2 separate regions of the Homo sapiens genome follow, and region 2 is linked to region 1. The links are chromatin contacts, found by Hi-C or POLR2A ChIA-PET in ENCODE. All regions are on one chromosome and are shown on one strand. Each heading gives the region's core, a stretch centred on a gene start or an enhancer-like site at or near the end of the contact. The rest is flanking DNA. Distances are from core to core; before and after follow the strand shown. Region 1 overlaps CPAMD8 (C3 and PZP like alpha-2-macroglobulin domain containing 8). Region 2 overlaps CPAMD8 (C3 and PZP like alpha-2-macroglobulin domain containing 8).

Region 1 (5,311 bases), core at 1,465-3,964:
TGACCTCAGGTGATCCGCCTACCTTGGCCTCCCAAAGTGCTGGGATTCCAAGCGTGAGCCACAGCGCCCGGCCCCTCCTGTGTACTTTAAAGCATGTCTTGATTACTTAGAACACCTAATACAATGCCCACATGTCACTTCATTTGCATGAATTCAATATTGTACTCAGCATGCAGCAAATTCAACTTTTCGTTTTTGGAACTTTGTGGAATTTTTAAAACTTTTTTTTTTTTTTTTTTTTTAAGAGATGGAGTTTTGCTCTGTCACCCAGGCTGGAGTGCAGTGGCACAATCATAGCTCACTGCAGCCTTGAACTTCTGGGCTCAAGGGATCCTCCCACCTCAGCCTCCCCAGTAGTTGGGACTAAGGCATGTACCACCACGCCCAGCTTATTTTTAACATTTTTGCCGAGATGAGGTCTTGCCATGTTTCTCAGGCTGGTCTCCGACTCCTGGCCTCAAACAATCTTCCCGATTCAGCTTCCCCAAAGTGCAGGGATGACAGGCACGTGCCATCACACCCAGACTTTTTTTTTTTTTTTTTTTTCTGAATAGTTTCGATCTGTAGTTGATTGAATCCTGTGGAACTCACAGATACGGAGGGCTACCTGTATACTTGGGCATCCCAAATGCAAAAAATCTGAAATGCTCCAATGAACATTTCCCTTGAGCATGAGGTTGGCACTAAAAGCATCTTGGAGCCCAGGCACGGTGGCTCACACCTGTAATCTCAGCACTTTGGGAGGCTGAGGTGGGCAGATCACCTGAGGTCAGGAATTCGAGACCAGCCTGGGCAACATGGTGAAATCCTGTCTCTATTAAAAATACAAAAATTAGCCAGGCATGGTGGCAGGTGCCTATAGTCCCAGCTACTCAGGAGGCTGAGGCAGGAGAATTGCTTGAACCCAGGAGGTGGAGGTTGCAGTGAGCCGAGATTATACCACTGAACTCCAGCTTGGGTGATAGGGTGAGACCCCATCTCAAAAAAAGAAAAAAAAAAAGGAATAGAATAGAATGAGGCAGAAGTAACAGCCTGACTTGTAAGACCAAGTAACAAAAGGCGCTATGGCATCCTTCCCGCTTTCTCTCTTGAATTGCTCACTGTGAGAGGAAGCCAGCCGCCATGTTGTAAGAACACTCAAGTAGTCCCTATGGAGAAGTCCATGTGGTGAGCAACTGAGGCCTCCTGCCAACAGCCATGTGAGGGAGCCAATTTGGAAACAAATCTTCCAGCCCCAGTAGAGCCTTCAGATGAAGACAGCAACAGCCAACACCTTGACTGCAACCTCAGCAAAGATCCCCAGGCAGAAACACCCAGCTAAGCTGCTCCTGAATTCCTGATCCATAAGAATTAATACATAATAAATAGAGATAATACGTTTGTTGTTTTAAATGGCTACATTTGGGGTCACTTGTTACACAGCAGTGGATAACTATTGCATCTCTCACAGGGTCTTTCTCCTGCACTGGGCAGCGAGGACCTGGAGGTAGGAACCATGTGTTCCTTTTTCCCCCAGGATGAAGACCAGAGCCTAGCTCACTCAATGAATAAATGAATGAATGTGCGTTGAGTATAAGGGAACCCATCTAGAACAGATCCCAAGTTTTCAGGCTCCCTGGCAGGATCTTGGAGCCTTATGGTAAGTAGTTAGGGGAGGTGCTAACAGGACGGCACTGCACTGAGTGTACCACATGCTTATCCCATGGATCCAGGTTCTTAGAGGGATGTGTGGTAAGGAAACAGGCTCAGAGAGGTTGATCATCGGGTCTAAGGCCACACAGCTCACATGAGACAGAGCTGAGGTTTGTCCAGCTTCGGGGTGGGTGCTGCTGCCACTGCCCTGCGCTCACTGCCTCCTTGTCCTACAGGGTCCCCAGGAAGACGTCCATGTTTGGAGACCAACAGGAATGTTTCAGGAGGTGAGAGGGGACCTGGAAGCTGCTGACTTCCATGCACACAGTGAAATTTGATTTTTCAGCCATGCGCGGTGGCTCACGCCTGTAATCCCAGCACTTTGGGAGGCCGAGGCGGGCGGATCACAAGGTCAGAAGATCGAGACCATCCTGGCTAACACGGTGAAACCCCGTCTCTATTAAAAATACAAAAAAAGTAGCCAGGCGTGGTGGCGGGCGCCTGTATTCCCAGCTACTCGGGAGGCTGAGGCAGGAGAATGGCGTGAACCCAGGGGGCGGAGCTTGCAGTGTGCCGAGATGGCGCCACTGCACTCCAGCCTGGGTGACAGAGCGAGACTCCGTCTCAAAAAAAACAAAAAGGAAATTTGATTTTTCTTGCTCATGCTGAGAGTTTAATCCCCGGAAGATGCTGAGGAGGTGTGTGCACACTGAGTGTCTAGGCCGGGCACGGTGGCTCACGCCTGTAATCCCAGCACTTTAGGAGGCCAAGGCAGGCGGATCATCTGAGGTCAGGAGTTTGAGACCAGCCTGGCCAACATGGTGAAACCCCGTCCCTACTAAAAATACAAAAATTAGCTGGGCATGATGGTGCACACCTGTAATCCTAGCTACTCAGGAGGCTGAGGCAGGAGAATTGCTTGAACCTAGGAGATGGAGGTTGCAGTGACCCAAGATTGCACCACTGCACTCCAGCCTGGGGAACAGAGTTAGACTCTATCTCAAAAAAAAAAAAAAAAAAAAAAAAGGTCCAATGCGTCACAACTTGCTAATCCTGGCTGGTGGAGGCCTCCTAGGGGCTGCTGGGGCTCAGCCAGCTTTTGGAGAGTGACTCAGTGGCTTTAGCTGTCCCTGGGGTGGGCGGGGCCTCTGCTTGCTAAGACGTGATTGGGGCCTTGCGTTATCAGCTGTCGGCAAGGCAGGGCCCTGGGACTAGAGCTGGGACAGTGTGGATGAGCTCCTGGGGCTGGGGGAGGCTGGGTGAGTCGCCAACCCTGGGCCCCTCTGGAGCTAGGTAAGTGATGCTGCCCATGGCAGGAAGTACTCAGCCACATGTCCCCACTCCCTGGGATCCTGGCACTGTGACTGTGCAGTGGACACTCTGTTGGACTAAAGACAGGGCAGTTTCCACGCTCACAGCTGCTGTCGGCACTACCAGGGTGGCAATCTCCGAGAAGGAGTCCGGCGATGGGTACAGGAGTTGGAAAGTGACTCACAGTCTCAGGTGAACCCCATGATGATGCCAAGAACTGCAATAGCCTGAGGATATCAGGAAAACAAGACCCAGGTGTGCCCGGCCTCCCAGGGGCCCTCCCTGCCCTGGTCTCCTCCCTGCAGTTACCACAGAAACAAGATCCCAGGCTGCTCCTGCACACAGCACACCCCAGCCTCAAGGTGCTGGTCTGGCCTCTGACCCCTCTGCCCTGCCATCTCCTCCTGCTCCAGTCACCGCTATTCCTGAGTCCTGGGAGCTTGAGGAAGCCCAGGGCATCCAGGGCTCACTCCCAAGGGGCCAGAGAGCAGGGCATGGAGTCTTGCTCACTGTGGTAACAGCAGCAGAAACAGGAATGGTTACGATCACCAGCTCTGCACTGGCCCCAAGCCCCAACCTCCATCTCTGGAGCTGGGACCACCACAGTCTTTACTTCCCAGCTGTGTTCCCTGTCATCCGGGGATCAGGCGCCAAGTGATCTGGTCACACTGCATTGGATGTGAGGCCATGGCGTCGGGCGGGGAGCCTCAGAGGCAATGCCCAGGGCGGTGGGGACTCACCACATGCTCCCCGATGCGTCCCGCTCCCCAAACGCGCTGTAGGAGCCATCCTGGCGCTTGTAGGTCAGCTGGCGCTGGTAGCCTGTGGGGCAAGCAGAGAGGACCCTGTCCTGTTGAGTGGCCTGGCCCAGGCCCGCCCCCAGGGACCTACACCACTCTGCCGTCCCCTACCCCGGATCTCCGAAGCCACACCACATGTGGGGTCCCTGGAATTGCCTCGAATCACATCTGGAGTCCTTGAAACTGCCATACACTCACATCTGGGGTCCCTGAAACTGCCCCATACCACATGTGGGGTTCTTGAAACTGCTTTATACCACATTTGGAGTCCCTAAAACTGCTCCACACCACATCTGGGCTCACTGAAACTGCCCTGTGTCACATCTGGGGTCCCTGAAACTGCCCCACACCACATCTGGGGTTCTTGAAACTGCCTCATACTACATCTGGAGTCCCTGGAACCGCAGCGCACCACATCTGGGGTCCCTGAAACTGCCCCACATCACATCTAGGGTTCTTGAAACTGTCTCATTCCACATCTGGAGTCCCTGGAACTGCTCCACACCACACCTGGGGTCCCTGAAACTGCCCCACACTACATCTGGGGTCCCTGAAACTGCTCCACACCACATCTGGGGTTCTTGAAACTGCCCCATACCCACAGCACATCTGGGGTCCCCGAAACTGCTCCACATCACATCTAGAGTTCTTGAAACTGCCTCATACCACATGTGGAGTCCCTGGAACTGCTCCACACTACATCTGAGGTCCCTGGAACTGCCCCACACCACATCTGGGGTCTCTGAAACTGCTCCACACATCTGGGGTTCCTGAAACTGCTCCACACCACATCTGGGGTCCTTGAAACTACCCTATACCACATTGGGGGTCCCTGAAACTGCTCCACATCACATCGGGGATCCCTGGAACTACCTCACACCACATCTGAGGTCCTTGAAACTGCCCCACACTACATCTAGGGTGGCTGTAACCTCCAACTCATTCATCTTGTTTACTGACATTGCCCCTTCGTGACTACTGGTCACACACTGGCCTTCGGTCACTCCCAGGAGGTCAGCAAAACCACCATCTTGGGGCAGCGCCCTCTGTCCCCCACAGCCCTCTGTCCCCAGGCGTGGGGGCTGCTCCAACTGCTGGGGCGAGAGCTTGGGAAGCTCAGAGAACTGGTGGTGCCGGGGACAGGGAACGGAGCAGGGAACGAGGGGGTGAGGTGAGAGGCCGGTGGGCCACAGGGCCTCCAAGGCTGGGCTGGGAGTGTGGTTTTCCTGCAAGGGCATAGGGAGCCATGGGTGGCGTGTGAGTAGGAGAAGAGTGTGAGGAGACATATAGAGCCAGTGGACCGTAGGGTCTGGACAGAAAGCTGGGGACGGGGAACCCTCCCAGTGTGCAATGATGAGTTTGGACCCAGTGGCGGCGACAGAGGTGGGGAGCCTTCCTGGGGTGAAGGCAGAGCTACTCAGCCAGACACAGCCTGTGAGGGAAAGAAGGACGAATCTGAGGGCACCACTGTGTGTGGTCTGAGCCTCAGGAAGGACAGGGCTGTGTCCACAGAGACAGGACCGGTGACCAAAGAAATTCTGTACTGGGTGGGTCCTCCCAAATTCACA
Region 2 (5,311 bases), core at 2,097-4,596, 100 kb after region 1:
CCGCCCAGCCCCAACCCAGCTGTGACAACCAAAAATGTCTCCAAACTTTACGAAATGTGCCCTGTAGGGCAAAAGCCCCCTTGAGTGAGAACTGCTGCCTTAGAGAAAGGGTTCTATCATCAAATGTAATGGAGGGGCCAGGTGCTGTGGCTCACGCCTGTAATCCCAACACTTTGGGAGGGCTGAGGTGGGCAGATCAACTGAGGTCAGGAGTTTGAGACCAGCCTGGCCAACATGATGAAACCCCATCTCTATTAAAAATACAAAAAAATTAGCTGGGCACGGTGGTGCACACCTGTAATCCCAGCTACTGGGGAGGCTGAGGCAGGAGAATCACTTGAACCCAGGAAGCGGAGGTTGCAGTGAGCCAAGATTGCATCACTGCACTCCAGCCTGGGAGAAAAAGCAAGACTGCTTAAAAAAAAAAAAAAAAAGTAAGGCAGGAAGACCACTGTCCTGCAGCAAATAGGCACTAGTGGTATACCTCATACAAAAGGAACTATCTCAGCCTCCATTCTGATCAATGGAGATGGGCGCCTTATAATTTAAAATAATTCTCAATTTAGCCCATTCATTCGTAGACTCCTTTGAGCATGTGGTAAAAGTTAAGGAATAGCTAACCCCCCAAATGCCGCAATTCCAGGGCTTACATAATATCTGAAATCCAAGGACTCCAGTTTGAAAACCCATGTCATAAAATTATTTACATAGTTTGGTACATATAATAATTTAAAAATAACAATATTCAATGTCTGAGAGGCAGTGGAGAAATCTGATCCCTAATGTACTGCAGGTGGTTCCATGAACAGGTACTGCTGTGTATTCCAGGACACAGCAAGACCCAGTGAGAGGCTTGGGTCCTGCTGGTAATTCTTCAATTTGGCTGTTTAGCCTAAAGAAGGCATCCAGAATGCTAATATGGCTTTACATACAAACATTCTGGCGACTTAAGGATTACAGTATCAAAACACTGAAAACAGCCCAGGCAGGGTGGCTCATGCCTGTAATCTCAGCACTTTGGGAGGCCAAGGTGGGTGGATCACTTGAGGTCAGGAGTTTCAGACCAGTCTGGCCAACATGGTAAAACCCCATCTCTACTAAAAATACACACACACACACACACACACACACACACACACACACAAAATTAGCCAGTCTTGATGGTGCATGCCTGAGGTCCCAGCTACTTGGGAGGCTGGGGCACGAGAATCGCTTGAAACCAGGGTCAGAGGTTGCAGTGAGCTGAGATTGTACCATTGCACTCCAGCCTGGGAGACAGAGTGAGACTTCATCTCAAAAAAAAAAAAGAAAAAAAAAACCACTGAAACAATCTAGAAAAAATCTAGCTGGGGGCTTAGCAAACTGATATTTAAGAGGGGTGCAATAGGATGCTGCTTACAATGAAATGGAAATTCCAATTACAGAGACTTGGAAACATGGAAGTTGTTTACAACAGTGTGATAAGAGGGACTAGGAAACACCACGGTGTTTTGTTTTCTTTTGTTATGTTTTGTTTTGTTTTGTTTTTTGAGACGGAGTTTCACTCTGTTGCCCAGGCTGGAGTGAAGTGGTGAGATCTTGGCTCACTGCAACCTCCGTCCCATGGGTTGAGGCAATTCTCCTGCCTCAGCCCCCGAGTAGCTGGGATTACAGGTGTGCGCCACCATGCCCAGTTAACTTTTGTATTTTTAGTAGAGATGGGGTTTTGCCATGTTGACCAGGCTGGTCTCAAATTCCTGACCTCAGGTGATCCACCCTCCTCGGCCTCCCAGAGTGCTAGGATTACAGGCATGAGCCACTGCGCCCGGCCAGTGGTGTGTGTCCTTTAACTGAAACTATGAAAAGAAAATGTATGTGCATGAACAAGAATGTGTGGAAAACATGAAAAAGTGAAAAGTATGAAAACTGGATTATCGGTGGATTTCTCCTTTTCTAAATTTCATTATTCTCTCATTTTTTTTTAAATAGGGCCTCACTCTGTTGCCCAGGCTGGAGTGCAGTGGTGCGATCATAGTTCACTGCAGCCTCAACCTCCCAGTCTCAAGCGATCCTCCTACCTCAGCCTCCCAAGTGGTTGTGAGAACAGGCGTGAACCACCATGCCTAGCTAATGGATAATTTTTGTATTTTTTTTTTTTGTAGAGACAGGATTTTACCATGTTTTCCAGGCTGGCCTTGAATTCCTGGGCTCCAGAGATCAACCCACCTCAGCCTCGCAAAGTGCTGGGATTACAGATGTGAGCATGGCACCCAGCCTCATTATTCATTTTTTACATCTCTTTTTTAAAAATGATTTTTCTCACAACACATGCAATTTCTCTTATTCCATCCCAATTCAATTCTTTTTTTTTTTTCTTTTCTTTTTTTTTTTTTTTTTGGTGAGACGGAGATTTACTCTTGTTGCCCAGGCTGGAGTGCAATGGTGCAATCTCGGCTCACAGCATCCTCCGCCTCCCAGGTTCAAGCGATTCTCCTGCCTCAGCCTCCCGAGTAGCTGGGATTACAGGCATGTGCCACCACGCCTGGCTAATTTTGTATTTTTAGTAGAGATGCGGTTTCACCATGTTGCCCAGGCTGATCTCGAACTCCTGACCTCAGGTGATCCACCCACCTCGGCCTTCCAAAGTGCTGGGATTACATGTGTGAGCCACCACGCCTGGCCCAATTCAATTCTTTATTTCCAAGGTCAGGTTTATGATTTTAAAAATCAACGGCTTACCTTGAGTTTGATTGTCCCTTTATCTAAAAATGAAAATAAAATGAAAAAAGTTAAATCAAGAGCTGTGTTGCCCTGCCTCCCTGAGCTGCAGCCTCACAAACCACAAACTTTCTTAACCCAAAGGGGTTTCATGTGGACAAACACACCCTGGGTCATGCTGGCCTGGACTGGGCCAGGCTAGGACTGGCAGAAGCCAGAGGTTTCCTCCAAGCTGGCACAAGCTGAAGGCCAGAGGGAATGGACAAAGCTGAGCTATTCAGGGCAAAGCTGGCCTGCCTAAGTACTTGATTTACTTCACCCCTGGCTCCTGTCCAAACTAAGCTGTGAGGGGAGTAATGGGAAAACACCAGGGGAGAGGAACAAGGAGAAGGGTGGAGAGAAAGAAGAGGGGACTGAGGTCCCCAGTGGACCTGACTGTTCTCCCATCACCTCTCTCTGCTACCCACACTAAATCATTTGTGCTACTGTACTAGGTTTCTGGCCTCCAGGACTCAATTAGGTATCTATTATTTTTGCCTCCCAGCAACCATTATCCCATTTCCTGCTAACAGATCCTCAATTTCCTTGGACAAGCTATCTGCCCAGCACACAACGCACGTGGCTCCCAAGCTCTCCATCCACCTTCCTGGGACTCTGAGCCAATCTGCATAGGCCTTCCCCCTGGTCACAGTGATTGGTTCAGGGCTGAGCACATGACCCAAAATGAACCAATCAGCATAGGCCTTCCCCTCTGGTCATAGTGATTGGCTCAGGGTTGAGCACATGAACCAAGATAGGCCAATCAGAGGGAATCCTGGGACTTTATCCAGCCATCTTGGGAGACTGGTGCTTCCCCTGATCTTAAGGAGAGACCTGGTTGCATCAAGAGGTAGGGGGAGAAGCTGGCCAGCAATACCAGTGGACTTTCTTTCTAGGTATGAGAGACCACAAACTGTTGCAGAAGCCAACTGGGTTGGGTTTCAGTTGGCTAGCCACCCAAGTCAGGAGTGCCTGGTTCTTCTAGGACTAGAAGGGCTTCTAGAAGGTTCTAGAAGCTTCCACATTTCCACCTTCTCTGGCCACACCTCCCTAAGAGACAAGTGCTGCTTCACTGGCCTTGGAGCCCCTGGCCTTCTCTGTGTCTCCTGTGGCTACATCATTCTCGGCATGAGGAATGAGTCTACCTCCCCTGGGAGATTACAGCTTTCTGAGCCAGGGATCTGCATTCACTATCTTGACCAGGAGGCTGAGGCTGTTGCTGTCTGCATTTGACCAAGGAGTGAAGGGGAGAGACTGGCTGAGGGCCTGAGCTGCACTTAGTAACAGGCCTGTGAGCCCAGGTCTGAGTCTAATGGTTCAGGTGTGCTGGAAACCCAACAAAAGGTCAGAGGGGGGTCATGTGATCTCCTTCAGGTCCCCTGTCCCACCTCTGGTCAAAGCTGACACAGGTGGGTGCCCGTGCTCTGCCCAGATCTGCACCCACAGAACCAGGGCTGCTGAGGACCCATGAGCTGAGCTGCCCATCCTGGGCTTTACTCTCTCTCCATCTGTAGAATGAGGAGAATGCAACCTGTCTTCCCTCCCTCCCTCCCATGCCCCTGGGGATTTAGGGCAGAAGGGAAGCAAAGCAACACCCACACTGCCCCAGCCCTGAAGGCCAGCAAGTGGCTCCACTTTGCAAAAGAAGGGGAAGTCCTGGTCTGGCACCCAAGGGACCTACCCAGGATGGCTCCCTGGCTCTGCACCACCGGCTCACCCTGGGCCACCAGCTGAGCCTGGACCGTGACTTCCCTTGGAGAGTTAAAGATGGTCACGCTGATGACTTCCTCCACGCCCGCGCGAAAAACAGAGGGAGCTGCAATCAAGTAACCCCTGCAGGAAAGGAGATCCGAGGTGAAGTTCTCACCCCAGACCCCTGGTCTCGCTGCCACCACAGCTAGGTCAGGGCTCTCCTCGCAGCAGACTCCTGCCTTTTGCTGACCACACCTGGCTGGCATTGATGCTCTAGGAGTCTGTGCCCCCCCATCAGTTCTTGAGTCCATGGATTGGCTCTTTCACCTGTGAAGTCCCCATGCTGGGTAAGAATCTGGCCTCACTGGATTTTTCAGCATTGCACAACCCCTCTTACTCTCTCTATTCCGGCCTCCAGCCTGTTGACTCAGCTACTTCCTTCTGCCCCAGGACCTTTTTTTTTTTTTCTTTTCCTGGAGACAGAGTGTTGCTCTGTCCCCCAGGCTGGAGTGCAGTGGCATGATCTCGGCTCACTACAACCTCCACCTCCCGGGTTCAAGGGATTCTCGTGCCTTAGCCTCCCAAGTAGCTGGGATTATAGGTGCCTGCCACCACGGCCGGCTAATTTTTGTCTTTTTAGTAGAGGCAGGGTTTTGCCATGTTGGCCAGGATGATCTCAAACTCCTGACCTCAAATGATCCACCCTCCTCAGCCTCCCAAAGTTCTGGGATTAGAGGTGTGATCCACCACGCCTGGCCCTTCTGGCCCAGGACCTTTGCACATGTCATGCCCACTGTCTGAAATACTCTCCTCCACAAGCCAGGTAACCGGCAGGATCCCACTTCATCCTCACGGTGCACCCCGTCCCCCACCACCGTGAGAA

What was found. Hi-C counts contacts between places; a loop is a spot of excess contacts on that map. ChIA-PET counts read pairs that join two places held with the same protein, here RNA polymerase II (POLR2A).
Region 2: a loop to region 1 is called in a map with no recorded cell type, with 2.0 times the contacts of the local background. The contact joins two enhancer-like sites. A Hi-C loop is called at or near these places in 1 of 168 maps with a recorded cell type or tissue (breast epithelium) and 1 of 37 single-sample maps with no recorded cell type. POLR2A ChIA-PET finds 5 or more read pairs at or near these places in 1 of 52 experiments (PC-9).

Annotation. Positions count from the first base shown.
Region 1 is chr19:16,918,222-16,923,532 of GRCh38, forward strand. It overlaps CPAMD8 (C3 and PZP like alpha-2-macroglobulin domain containing 8), which reads right to left. Exons shown (of 42, transcript NM_015692.5): 27 at 3,684-3,765. Among named protein-coding and RNA genes, the nearest start is that of F2RL3, 32 kb to the left of the region's middle. Within about 2 kb of position 2,715, at least 3 of the 41 ENCODE cell types and tissues checked have a DNase peak (open chromatin) inside an H3K27ac peak, as active enhancers do; they include PC-9, where a contact is called at or near this core.
Region 2 is chr19:17,017,613-17,022,923 of GRCh38, forward strand. CPAMD8 (C3 and PZP like alpha-2-macroglobulin domain containing 8) reads right to left here. Exons shown (of 42, transcript NM_015692.5): 2 at 4,418-4,569; 3 at 2,719-2,741. Among named protein-coding and RNA genes, the nearest start is that of CPAMD8, 6.5 kb to the right of the region's middle. Within about 2 kb of position 3,347, at least 4 of the 41 ENCODE cell types and tissues checked have a DNase peak (open chromatin) inside an H3K27ac peak, as active enhancers do; they include PC-9, where a contact is called at or near this core.